Regions from separate parts of the Mus musculus genome. Here region 2 is linked to region 1. The links are chromatin contacts, found by Hi-C or POLR2A ChIA-PET in ENCODE. All regions are on one chromosome and are shown on one strand. Each heading gives the region's core, a stretch centred on a gene start or an enhancer-like site at or near the end of the contact. The rest is flanking DNA. Distances are from core to core; before and after follow the strand shown.

Region 1 (5,950 bases), core at 1,015-3,514:
TATTATGGGTGTTTTGCCTGTATGTCTATATGTGCATCCTGAGCACACAGTGCCCTCAAAGTTCAGAAGACAGTATTAGACCCCCTGGAACTGGAGTTACACACAGTCGTGAGATGCCACATTGGTGCTGAGAATCCATCCCAGGTCCTCTGCAAGAGCAGCCAGTGCGCCCACTTCCAGGCCCTGGCATTTCCCCACACTGGGAAATAGAGCCTTCATAGGACAAAGGGCCTCTCCTCCCATTCATTGATGTCTGTCTGACTTGACCTTGAACTCTTGATCCTGGTGCCTCCAGCTTCCAAGTATGAAATTATACTCAACTCTTTGTTTTAAACCTGTGACAGGATTTGAACCCAGAACCTTGTGCATGCTAGGCAAACATTCTACCACTTGGCTACACTCCCAACCCAAGGGCTTTTTTTTTTTTTTTAAATATGAGTACATTGTAGCTATCTTCAGACACACCAGAAGAGGGAATGGGATTCCATTATAGATGGTTGTGAGCCACCATGTGGTTGCTGGGATTTTAACTCAGGACCTCTGGAAGGGCAGTCAGTGCTCTTAACCGCTGAGCCATCTCTCCAGACCCCCAACCCAAGGTCTTGATGTTCAGGCTCTGAGCGGTTCTCTTCCTGCCTTGGCCTCCCTGGTGCTGGGTTTATGCACACATCGGTGTCCGGGTGTCACAGCCTTTCTTCTGAGTGCTGGCAACTGCAGGCTTTTAAAGGTCTCGAGGTGGGTGGGAGGTGACCGAGGAACTAAAGACACCTCTGTCTCCAGGCACCTGAGCACCTACTCGTTCCTCACAGTCCCACTGTTTGCAACGTGTGGACGCAAGGCCTGGGGAAGTGAGCAAAGCTGTCTGATGACAGAGCTGACCACCAGCCTGTCTACACTGGTTTGTCTACTTGGCTTGGCTTCCCACGGGCTGAGACTCTGGGGTTGCATACCTTGGAACTCCATAGATGCACTCCATGGCTTCGGGTTAATGTTTTCTCTGGATTCTCCTTGGGGACAGCAGTCAAGCTGGGCAGGCGCCACAGTGTGAAGGAGGTAGGGCGAAGGGGAGTGAGTCAGACACACACTGGACAACTGACTGAGAAGAAGGCAGTGGGTGGGAGGCCAGCATCCTGTCTTCATCTTTATTTACTTATTCTCCTTCGTTATTTGTTTGTTTGGGGGAGGGTGTTTGTTTTTGTTTTAAACATGGTCTCTCTGCATAGCTCTGGCTGTCCTGGAACTCACTCTGTAGACCAGGCTGGCCTTGAACTCACAGAGATCTGCCTGCCTCTGCTTCCAGAGTGCTGTGTGTGTGCCACCACACACCCAGTGGGGCCCCAGATTCTTAATCCAGGCCTGCCAGACTCAAGATGGCTCGCTCCCCATGAGTTCCACTCGTGCTTTCTTCCTTTCACCCCCATGAGGGCTGCAATGGTTTTAGGGGGCCAGGGACCAACAAAGGCCCCACCCCACTCCACTCAGAGGCAAACAGGATCCCTTCTCATCCTTCGTATCATCCCCATCACTTGAGGGAGGGGGTGCTTCTGGAAGGAGGGAAAGAGAGATGTGAGCCCCGCCCAGAAGCTCTTCAGGTTTTCCCTTACTGTCTGGAATTTCCAGAACTAACCAGAATTGCTTAAATCAGTCTTGGTCAGGAAATGCTTTAATGGAACAGGTCATTCAGGCAATACCTCCTGAGGCAAAATGCTCAGAGGCCCGGGAGACAGAAGGCAAAAGGCCCCCAGCCTCTGCTTCTGCGAGGAAGAGGAGGTCCGCAAAGGAAGGGATTTGCTTGAAGTCTTCCATCCAGAGAGAGGCGGAGCTGAGCAGGCTCCAAGGTTTGCTGGGTCTGTTGCCTTTATCACCCACCCCCAAAGGTGGGACAGAGACTCATCAGGGGTCTGTAATAACAGCTTTGCTCATTTCGAAGCAGAATGCTTAACGTACAAGCCATTTCTCATCCCGTTAGCTGGAGGGGTGGGTATCTCTCCCTCGTTTCACAGGGGAGAGTAAAAAGCTTGCCTGAGATAAGACAGATGGAAAATGCTGGTATCTGAACTTCGCTTGGTATTCCAGGATCCCAGCATGCCTAGGGGTCAAGCTGGAGGTTCACACGGTGAGTCCAAGGTCAGATGAGACTGCTCTGAGCCAAGTAGGGACCCTGAGCAATGACCAGGGAAGGACAAAGGCACACTGAGGGGCTGAGGACAAGCCAGCTGGCAGGCCAGGCCAGCTTGCAACCCGAGCCCATTGCCACCCAACCACCCAGGCTCTCCGGTTCCCGGTCTCCTTCCCAGCCCCTGTCCAGGAGTCTGAGGTAGAGATGCAGGCTTGACAGACAAGGAGTGCTCACAGCCTAATACACCACAGACACTTCTACTCAGAGGCACCTCCAGAAGTTTGAGACAAAGTGTCTTGTTTTGGAGACAGGGAAACTGAGGCCGGTTGTGCACTTTCTGCTGCGCTTTCTGTTCTCCTGACCTCAGTCCATGGCCCAGGACAAGGCTTAGCGCCCGCCGGCTCTCAACGCACACCGCCAGACTGGCTGAGTGAATGACTGGGAGGCATGTTTCTGAGTACCTAACACACAGGAAAAGCAGGCTCAGGTGACAGCCGACTGTCGGAACCCAGCTCATTCCCAGCCCCCATGGCCATCGGGAAGCCAGGTACCAGGGACAATGGCTATGCTCTCACAAGGCTAAGGCACTCACAGGCACACAAACAGGAATCCATCTCAACACCTACACATGAATGCACTTGCCAGGAACAAACCGACTGGGCCAGCTCAGACACGGGATGTGATCCTGATGTGACCCATCAGGGTCCTTGTGCAACCCTAAGGGAACCCAGAAAACCAGACAGAATACCCATTGCGCTGCCAACCCTTGAGAGGTGGAGACAGGAGAATCAGTTCAGCTACATAGTGATTAGAAGTTTGCCTGGGATACGTGAATACAAGAGATCATATCTCAAAAGAGAGAGAGGGGAGAAGGGAGAGAGAGAGAGAGAGAATAAGGAAAGAAAGGGAGGGAGAGAAATTAGAATATAGGGTAGGAGAGAGTAGTCCAGTGGGTAGTGCGTCTAATGCATGAAACCCTGGGCTCCCTCTTAGCACTACCCAAATACACAAAACTGGGCATGGTGGCTCACTGTACAACCCCTGTATGGGGTCAGGAGGAGGGTCCTCTCTCATGACATAGCAAGTTCAAATCCAGCTTAGGCTACATGAGACTGAGTCTTACTCGAATAGCAAGGAAAAACAAACAAACTAGACTATTTAAAAAAAAAAGAAATGAACACTGGAATGCCAGCCATTGTGGCACATAGTTTTGATTATAGCTCTTGGGGGACAGAGTCAGGTGGATGTCTGTGAGTTCCAGGACAGCCTGGTCTCTACAGTGAGTTCCGGGACAGCCTGGTCTCCTCACTCCTATGAGTTCCAGGATCATGAGCTACATAGAGAAAGCCTGTCTGAAACAAACTCTCGCTGGACCCCCAGAAGGAGCAGGCCACGCCTGGATGTGAAGAACGACCAGAGCGAGTCTGTGTTCTTGTAGAGGTACGTGAGGCTGTATGTGCCCGGGAAGTGCCAACAACCGCGAGTCCATCCAGAGGAATGTGGCCGAGGCTTAGGCGGCCACAGACAGGTTTAATGGACTATTTTAAACTTATGCTATCTGTGGGGCCACTCTGTCAGGCAAGTCTGATGATTCTGTTCTCAGATTGACTAAAGCCAACGACGTCGTCTCAAAGAGCTTCTGGACAGAGGAAACTGGGTAAAATTTGACATAAATAACGAGAAGGAGAAACATTCCCAGGTCTCTCTGGGCTGGAAAGTCCACGTCTGTTTTCCTTCCTCCCTGCTGAGTGGTAACTGAGTTCCTGGTTACCTCAGCCCAGCTTTCTGGGCTCTCCACATCACAGCAGTGAATGCCATGACCTAGCTGGCGCAGGGAAATACCAAGGTCAAGGGCCACTGCTTGCCCACAAGGGCTGTGTGAACTGAGAGAGGTATGGGGCGTGGAGGGTGGGGAGCCGGAACTAGGCACTCCCCATCCTTTTCCAACCCCCCTCTGCAACGCCGAGAAGTCTTTGCACCCACGCACACGCACAACACCATCCTTTGTCCCTGGCTTCCCATTGTTCCAGGACCCTTACGTCATCCTTTCTCCAGAACTAGCTCACGTCTGTGGCTGAGGCCGTTATGCAAAGTTTTAACTGACAGAACCCAACGGATCCCTGGCTCCTTCCTGGTGATCCTTGGGCTGCTACAGTCCACCTTACAAGGTGTAAATGCCAGCTCCAGTCCCTATTGGCCAGAGCACTCACACCAGGGATCCAATTGGTTGATAGCCAACCTATAGGATCGCCCTATAGGACCTCCTGCCCTACCCCTAAGCAGAATTGGGGGAACCACAGTTGGCTTTGGGTTTTGCAAAGGATTTGTTTGCTTCCTCTGACTTTTCTCTGGCATGGGGCCAGTTCCGGGTGCTCTTGAACACACCCGAAAACATTGTTCATTGTTTACGGCGATGTAATTCTCCTTCCTCCCTGTGGCCCCGCTTTCTTCCTCCCGATGGCTCATTTTGGACATTCTGCTCATTCTAAGGCGACCCCTTATCTCGTTAGGCAAAGTTCTTGCCCTCTTTGAACTTCAGTTTCCCCATGTATATATTTGGGCTGCTAAAAGCCACCCAACCAGGTTAAGAAAGAAGTGTGCTAAATGTGTTGGCTTCTGCCTGGGAGCCCGCACTAAGATGGCTGTGTGTCCTGCTTGGCCTTAGTGCTTGTGGCTGGCAAGAAGCCCAGAGGCAGAGGTCAGCCAGGAGAGGGAGGAGTCTAGAATCCGGGCCTCAGCTGGGGCATCAGGCTTGCTGAGTGACCTGGAATAAGTCTCCACCCCTTCCCAAGACTCAGTGCCTCCATTTGCCAACTGAGGAGCACTTCCCAAGCTGAGAGGCCTGGGAGGAGACACTACCATAAGTGGGACATTTTTATCAAAAGTCCACACCTAATGAACGCTAAGAATTCTGAGTCAGGATTAAAGGCACGAACCTTTAATCCCGTTCTCAGGAGGCAGAGGCAGGAGGGTCTTGACTTTAGTCAGTCGGTATGATTTAAAGCCCTAGACAGGGAGGATGTAGTTACTCAGCTGGTGGAGTGGTTGCCTGGCATGCTCATGCTCGCAGCCGTGGGTTCAGTCTTTAGCATGGCATAAAACTGGGTACAACGGTACATGCTGTAATCCCAGGATTCAAGAAGAGGGGACAGTGTAGCCTCCCCCAGCCTGAAGAGGGCTGGTACAAACCTTGTGGCCACTGAGGTGGGGCCAGCTGTGGTGCAGCTTTCCGACTTGGCTGGCTCCTTTTTGAAGTGACAACTGCCCTGAGATTCTGCTACCTGCTGAGAGAGGCTGAACCTGTCTTCCTGAGACATTCCTGAATAAGCAACCAGCCTGGCGACCAAGTGCTGACAGAATGGCTCCAGGCACCAAGAGTGGACTGGCAGGGGGATGGGCCTTCCCCTTATAAGCACAGTCTCTTAGTAAGCTTGCGGGCCTTGAACAGGAACGTTGTCTTGGTCTCCATTCATTTCTCTTGCAGTCTAAGTTTCTTTCAGCCCCAGCCTGCCTCCCAGGTGTACCCGGTTCATGTAGGCCTCGGGCCGGCCATACAACAGGACAGGAGCATGAGGCCCTACATGCCACAAGCCCTATGTCCTGGGAAGGCCTACCGGTGGCCCTCGTTGCACACATGGATTAAAGCAACTCTTTCCTCATGGAAAATACTGTTTGGCAAGGCTGTCAGTGAGGCTGTGTGACCCAGCATTTTCCTAACACAAGCAGCCACAGGGTGCTATCTGTATGGAACCTCTGTGGCTAGCTCAAGAAATGACACCCCCTCCCAGGAACAAGGATTGCAGAGTGCTGTGCTGGGGGGTGGGGTTGGGG
Region 2 (5,950 bases), core at 1,847-4,346, 44 kb before region 1:
GGAAGACGGAGTGAAGACGGAGTGAAGATGGAGAAGGTTGTACACAGAATCATAAGGGGCTTTGGCACAGGGAGCAGTCTGAGCTTCATCTGGAGGACAAGAGAAAGCCACAGCAGGGTTTTTAATTGACAGGTTCAGATAATCATCTTGGAAAATCATTGACCATGGGTGGGATGAGACATCAACCCTGAAGGCAAGGAAACTCGATAATGTGTTCTTACACAGACCCAGACAGAAATCCAAAAGACCAGTATTAAAGGCTAGGCTGGCAGCAGTGGTTCACCACTGTCATTCCAGCATTCTGGAGGCAGAGGCAGGCGGATCTCTCCTGTTGAGGCTAGCAAGGTCTACATAGTGAGTTCCAGGACAGCCAAAGCTACACAATGAGACCCTGTGTCAGAGAGTGAGAGTAGTGGGTGGGGAGGGAGGGAGAGGAGAGGGAGGGAGGAACAGGAAGGAAGGAACAGATGGTTCAGTGGTTAGGAGCACCCCCATGGTGACTAATAACAGTTTGTAACTCCAGTTCCAGGAGATTCAGGGTTCTATTCTGTCCTTCTTGGACACTGCATGCATGTAGCATAGAGACATATATGCAGGTAACAGACCCATATACATAAAAATAAATAATATTTTAAAAAACACATCTAAGCCAGATAGTGGTGGTACACACCTTTTATTCCAGCATGCAGGAGACATTAACGGGGGTTGGCAGTTTTTTAGCTTGTAATCTGTGAGTTCAAGGCCAGCTTGGTCTACAGAGAGAATTCTAGGACAGCCAGGGCTACACATTTGGAACAAGGTATTACTGAGTAGCTCCGGCTGTTCTGGAACTCATAGATTTCCTATTTCCTTAGTGCCAGGGTTAAAGGCCTGAACCATCATGGGGTTTCTGTTTTGTTTTGTTTTGTTTTGTTTTGTTTTATTTTATTTATTTGCCAGGCAGTGGTGGTGCCTGCCTTTAATCCCAGCACTTGGGAGGCAGAGGCAGGTGGATTTCTGAGTTCAAGGCCATCCTGGTCTACAGAGTGAGTTCCAGGACAGCCAGGGCTACACAGAGAAACCCTGTCTCGGAAAAAAAAAAAAAAAGATTTATTTATTGTATTTATATGAGTACACTGTCACTGTCTTCAGACACACCAGAAGAGAACATTGGATCCCATTATAGATGGTTGTGAGCCACCATGTGGTTGCTGGGATTTGAACTCAGGACCTCTGGAAGAACAGTCAGTGCTCTTAACCACTGAGCCATGTCTCCAGCCCAGGGTTTTTCTTTATACTCAGAATCCTCAGACATCCTCTGCCTCCCAGGTGCTGGGATTTCAGGCTTGACCCACCACACCCACTATTAAATATTAAGAGAAGCAGAAGTCAAGATTTGACCAGAGGGCACAATTCATTGTGAGAAACAAAGGTTGAGGATAAGTGAAAAAACAAAACAAAACATAACAACAACAAAACCCCCTAAATTCAGGTGATAAAAGCTGGGGGTGGAGGGTGCGTGAGCCTTTTTCCTGGGGGACACTTGAGTAGAATTTGAGGATTACCAAGTAACCTTGCTGTTGCCTATCTCAGTCAGAGGTTTCATGAAGCTCAGAGACCGGTACAAACCTTGGGCAGCAGGAAATTCAGGGAGTGAGGTTGAGGCACAAGGGATCAAGGAAAGGGCAATTTTGACTTTTGGAGGGGAAAAAAAATGTGAGGAACCACTGGAGACTTTTCAGCAGACAAGTGCCCATGGTTTTCTTTCTTTCTTTAACGTCCTTTCTTTGTACTTAATGGGGTTTCTTTATGTAGCCTTGGCTGTCCTGGAACTCACTCTGTAGACCAGACTGGCCTTGAACTCACAGAGATACCTAGGGTTTTCAACAGCATCGTTCAGCATCCGGGCCTCCTTCAGAATGGATGCTGGGTGGCAAGGTCAGGAACAGGGCTATCTGTGACAGAACTAGTGCAGGAGTTCAACTCAGATAAGGGACCTTGGGCCTCCATCATAGTGGCATGTGTGTTTCCTGAGGGCTTGGGAGTGGGGTGTGCAGGAAAGAGGACTCTCAACAGCAAGATTGTCCTAAACAAAAGGAAAGCTACTGCCATCTACAGAGACAGAGAAGGCTCAAAGACAGCCTCTCTGATTTCCCTGCTATTTCGATTCATTTGATGATTTTGATGGACGAGACGAACCTAGTCATATCTGGTCTGTGGGCGTTCAAATGGGAAAGTCAACCCCCTTTAAGTAGGAAAGCCAGGAAAAGAAAAAAAAAAAAAATGCCTGGAGACATTCGGGTTTCTACACTAGCACTCCTAGGGCAGACATGCCCACTTCCCGACTTTTCCATGAAAAAGCATTAGAGGTGCGCGTGTCTGTGAAAGATGGAATGTTACAAAGTGGCCCCAGAGAAACTTTTCTGGAGAGAAAGCGCTTGGTGAGCACATTAAAGGGCCGGTTTTGGCCCTCTTCCACTTCCTGCCCTTCGGCGTGGTTTCGCAGCAGAAGCACAGAAAGGTATCCAATGGACACCTCAAGAACAAGCCAGATGCGACGCACATCCGGCGAACACGCGGGCTTCATACGAGCTGACGCTGCAGGCTCAACCCCGCCGGCAACCTCCCAAAACCCACTCCTAGCTCAACTTTCACAATGACAACAACTGGCGTATCGGGCCGCCCCTAAGCAAGCATTCTCTTTTATGACTACCCATGCACCCCAGGACTGAGGCTTCCCCCCCGCCCCCCATCTCCCTTCAACTCCCCACATCCTCCCACTACGGATCAAAGGAAGGATCAACTCAAGTCGCGCGAACACCGCTGATCATGCGCCACAAAAAAAAAAAAAAAAAAAAGATCGGTAGGGTTGGGCGACCCAAAGATTCTCCCTCCTCTTTCCATTGGTTCCAGTCGCCCAGCTCGCCTCCCCTCCTAGCGAAAGGCTGCCGCCCTGGTGCGCTTGCGCATGCGCGTCGTTCTCGTGGCGCACTGAGCAGGCGCAGCCGCAGGCCCGCCGGAGCGGGGCGGGTGTAGCGGCGCGCGCAGCCTCCCGGCGCTGGGCTCCCTTCTGCCGGTCCCGCCCTCCGTCGCGGCGGCGCGGTGCACGCTGGGATAGGGAGCGATCTCCGAGCGAGGCGGCAAGATGGACGCGGGATTCTTCCGCGTAAGTCCGAGCGCGGGGATCCGGGGAGAGGCGAGAGGCTTGTTTGTAAGACCCGAGGGGGAGGCGCTCAAAATCCCGGACAGGACGGCCCGCGGAGGAAGGCCTTAGAGACCCCGAGGGGGTTCGTGGGCAGCGTCCCCCGGCCTCGGCGTTGCGGCCGAGACCGGTGCGCCCCTGCGCAGTCTCCTCCTCCGGGATCGTCCCCCCCTACGCGGCGGTGGCGGTGGCCGGAAAATGGCGGCGGGAATGGGCTGGAGCCGAACCTCACCGGCCGCCTGGCGAGGCCCTGTAGGCCGGGCGCCGCGCCGGCCGCCCGGGCTCGGGGCCTAGCGGAGCCTCAAGGAGGAAGTCTTTAGGGGGAGGCCGGTGGGAAGCCCGGGGCGGCTGCGGGGTACCGGTTGTATGGTTTGGGGCTCCGTCCTGAGAGGTGTTTGAGGAAAGGGGCCTTATTATTTTTTTTTTTTAGTGGCAGCTTTGGAGAAAATGGGTGCCCCCCCCCCAAACCCCGACGTACAGCGTCCACCCTCTGGGTCTTAAGCTTTCCCGGCGGCGCAGGGTCAGAGTTCGTGAGCGCTCCCGCCCAATTTGATAGCTCTTCGGGGAGGGGAGCTTAGATAATTTGTAGTTGGAACATTTGAATCGGAGGCTTTTGGAGTGAACGGTGTGTGCGAGGGTGGAGACAGATTACGGTTGTGACTCCGTCGCGCTTCCCGCTCTTCGCTAGCACCCTTTCCCAGCGGCCCATGTCCAGGCAGGGGACGTTACCTTGGAGGTGGTACATAGATCCCACACAGTAAGGCAGTTTATTAGGTCCACTTTGGAAGGAAAGTAGCTACAGGTCGAGATCTAGATGTATGGGAACGTACACTTGTGGGATTAAAAGTAGCAACAAACCCTTTAGGAATCGCTGATTCTTGTAATGCAGAGTAGAACCTTGTAAGACAGCTTGGTAAAAATCCAGATACCAGCTCTCTGTCATACCACTGCTTAGAGTTTTGCATTCTCTGAATCAAGCATATAGTTTACAGTTTGTGTGCATTTTTAAAGAAAAAATTGGAAGGCGGGGGAAGGAGGAGGGAGATAATAAAGGTGCTTCTTGTATGTGGTTCATGAGAGCTTGCCTAGTATGAACAAGACACTGGGGTCTATCTCCAGCACCTCAGATACTTGCACTACAAACTAGGCACTTAACCTTTGTAGTCAGTACTCATTTCTTATGGCACCGAAGTTAACACTTAAAAACAGTCGAAGGTTTCTTTCACTTGTCAATTGTCTCTTTTTCTCCCCCCACCCCCTTCAGTTTTTGTTTTGCCTTTTCAGGAAGTGGTTTATGTGTGTAGCCTTGGCCATCCTGGAACTCTGTAGTCTGTAGGCCAGGCTAGCCTTGAACTCAGAGATCTGTGTGCCTCTGCCTCCCGAATGCTGGGGTTGAATGAAGACTTGCACCCTGGCCAGGCTTGTCAGTTATTTCTAGTGGAAAGGAGATTGAAGAACTAAAACAAAGCGATATGTCAATTTTCAGGCGAAGATGTCCTTTGAAAAGGACAGGATCTGGAAAATAACCCACTTTTTAAAATATTCTTTTTACACTTACTTAAATGAAGTAGTTTTGTTTTCCCTGGGTTGGGTCTTTTGGGGGCAGGGGCAGTTGAAGTGTTTTGAAACTGGGTTCTCTAACCCAAACTGGCCTTGGACCTAGAGAGTCCTGCCTTGACTTCTCAGTACTAGAATTTCAGACATATGCTACACACTGACAAAGTGGGGGATTTATGTTCTGAGTTAGAAAAACTTACTAGGCAGTGGCGCACACCTTAAATCGCAACACTCTGGGAGGGAGGGGAGGCAGAGGCAGGCAGATCTCTGAGTTTGAGGCCAGCCTGGTCTACAGAGTGAGGCTACATAGAACCCTGTCTCAAAAAAATTTAAAAAGGGGAGAATGGGGGTGGGGAGGTAATTTTAGATCAGTTACCTAGTACAACCTGATTCTGAGTAGAATTCGATTTAAGAATTGGTGATAGTAAGCCGGGCGTGGTGGTGCATGAAAAACCAAAAAAAAAAAAAAAAGAATTGGTGATAGCATTCTCTCTCTCTCTCTCTCTCTCTCTCTCTCTCTCTCTCTCTCTCTCTCTCTCTCTTTCTCTCTCTCTCTTTCTTTCTTTCTTTCTTTCTTTCTTTCTGAAGAGGTGGTTGATAAGATCAAAAGCAGACCAGGACAGCTTTTGAACTTTTTTTTTTAATATTTATTTTATGTATATGAGTACATTGTAGCTGTACAGATGGTTGTGAGCCTTCGTGTGGTTGTTGGGAATTGAATTTTAGGACCTCACTCACTCGGGCCCAAAGATTTATTTATTATTATTAATAAGTACACTGTTGCTGTGTTCAGACACAGCAGAAGAGGGCGTCAGATCTCATTGCGGGTGATTGTGGGCCACCATGTGGTTGCTGGGATTTGAACTCAGGACCTCTTACCAGCCTGGCTTTGAATTTTATTTTATTTTATTTGAAACAGGGTTTCTCTATGTAGCCCTTGGCTGTCTTGGAACTCACTCGGTAGACCAGGCTGGCCTCAAACTCAGAAATTAGCCTGCCTCTGCCTCCCAAGTGCTGGGATTAAAGGCATGCGCCACCACTCCTGGCTGGCTTTGAACTCTTTAGAGATGGCCTATCTCTAAAGGTATATGCCACCACTCTTGGCCCAAAACTTTTTTTCTTTTTCTTTAAAACCTTTTTGGTTTTGCAGTACTAGGGCCCATGCACCATGCACCAGGCTCTGCACTCAGTCACAGCCTTTCTGGATCTCTT

Evidence for each region. Hi-C counts contacts between places; a loop is a spot of excess contacts on that map. ChIA-PET counts read pairs that join two places held with the same protein, here RNA polymerase II (POLR2A).
Region 2: POLR2A ChIA-PET joins it to region 1 with 16 read pairs in Patski. The contact joins the promoter of Srrm1 here to the enhancer-like site in region 1. A Hi-C loop is called at or near these places in 1 of 37 maps with a recorded cell type or tissue (regulatory T cell). POLR2A ChIA-PET finds 5 or more read pairs at or near these places in 4 of 5 experiments (Patski and embryonic stem cell).

The regions. Positions count from the first base shown.
Region 1 is chr4:135,305,590-135,311,539 of GRCm38, reverse strand. Gm12984 (a long non-coding RNA gene) reads right to left here and starts at 5,408. Exons shown (of 4, transcript XR_003955129.1): 1 at 4,159-5,408; 2 at 2,712-2,836; 3 at 2,482-2,580; 4 at 616-2,161. Within about 2 kb of position 2,264, at least 1 of the 3 ENCODE cell types and tissues checked has a DNase peak (open chromatin) inside an H3K27ac peak, as active enhancers do.
Region 2 is chr4:135,350,292-135,356,241 of GRCm38, reverse strand. Srrm1 (serine/arginine repetitive matrix 1) reads left to right here and starts at 3,096. Exons shown (of 18, transcript NM_016799.4): 1 at 3,096-3,145. The coding sequence starts at 3,125.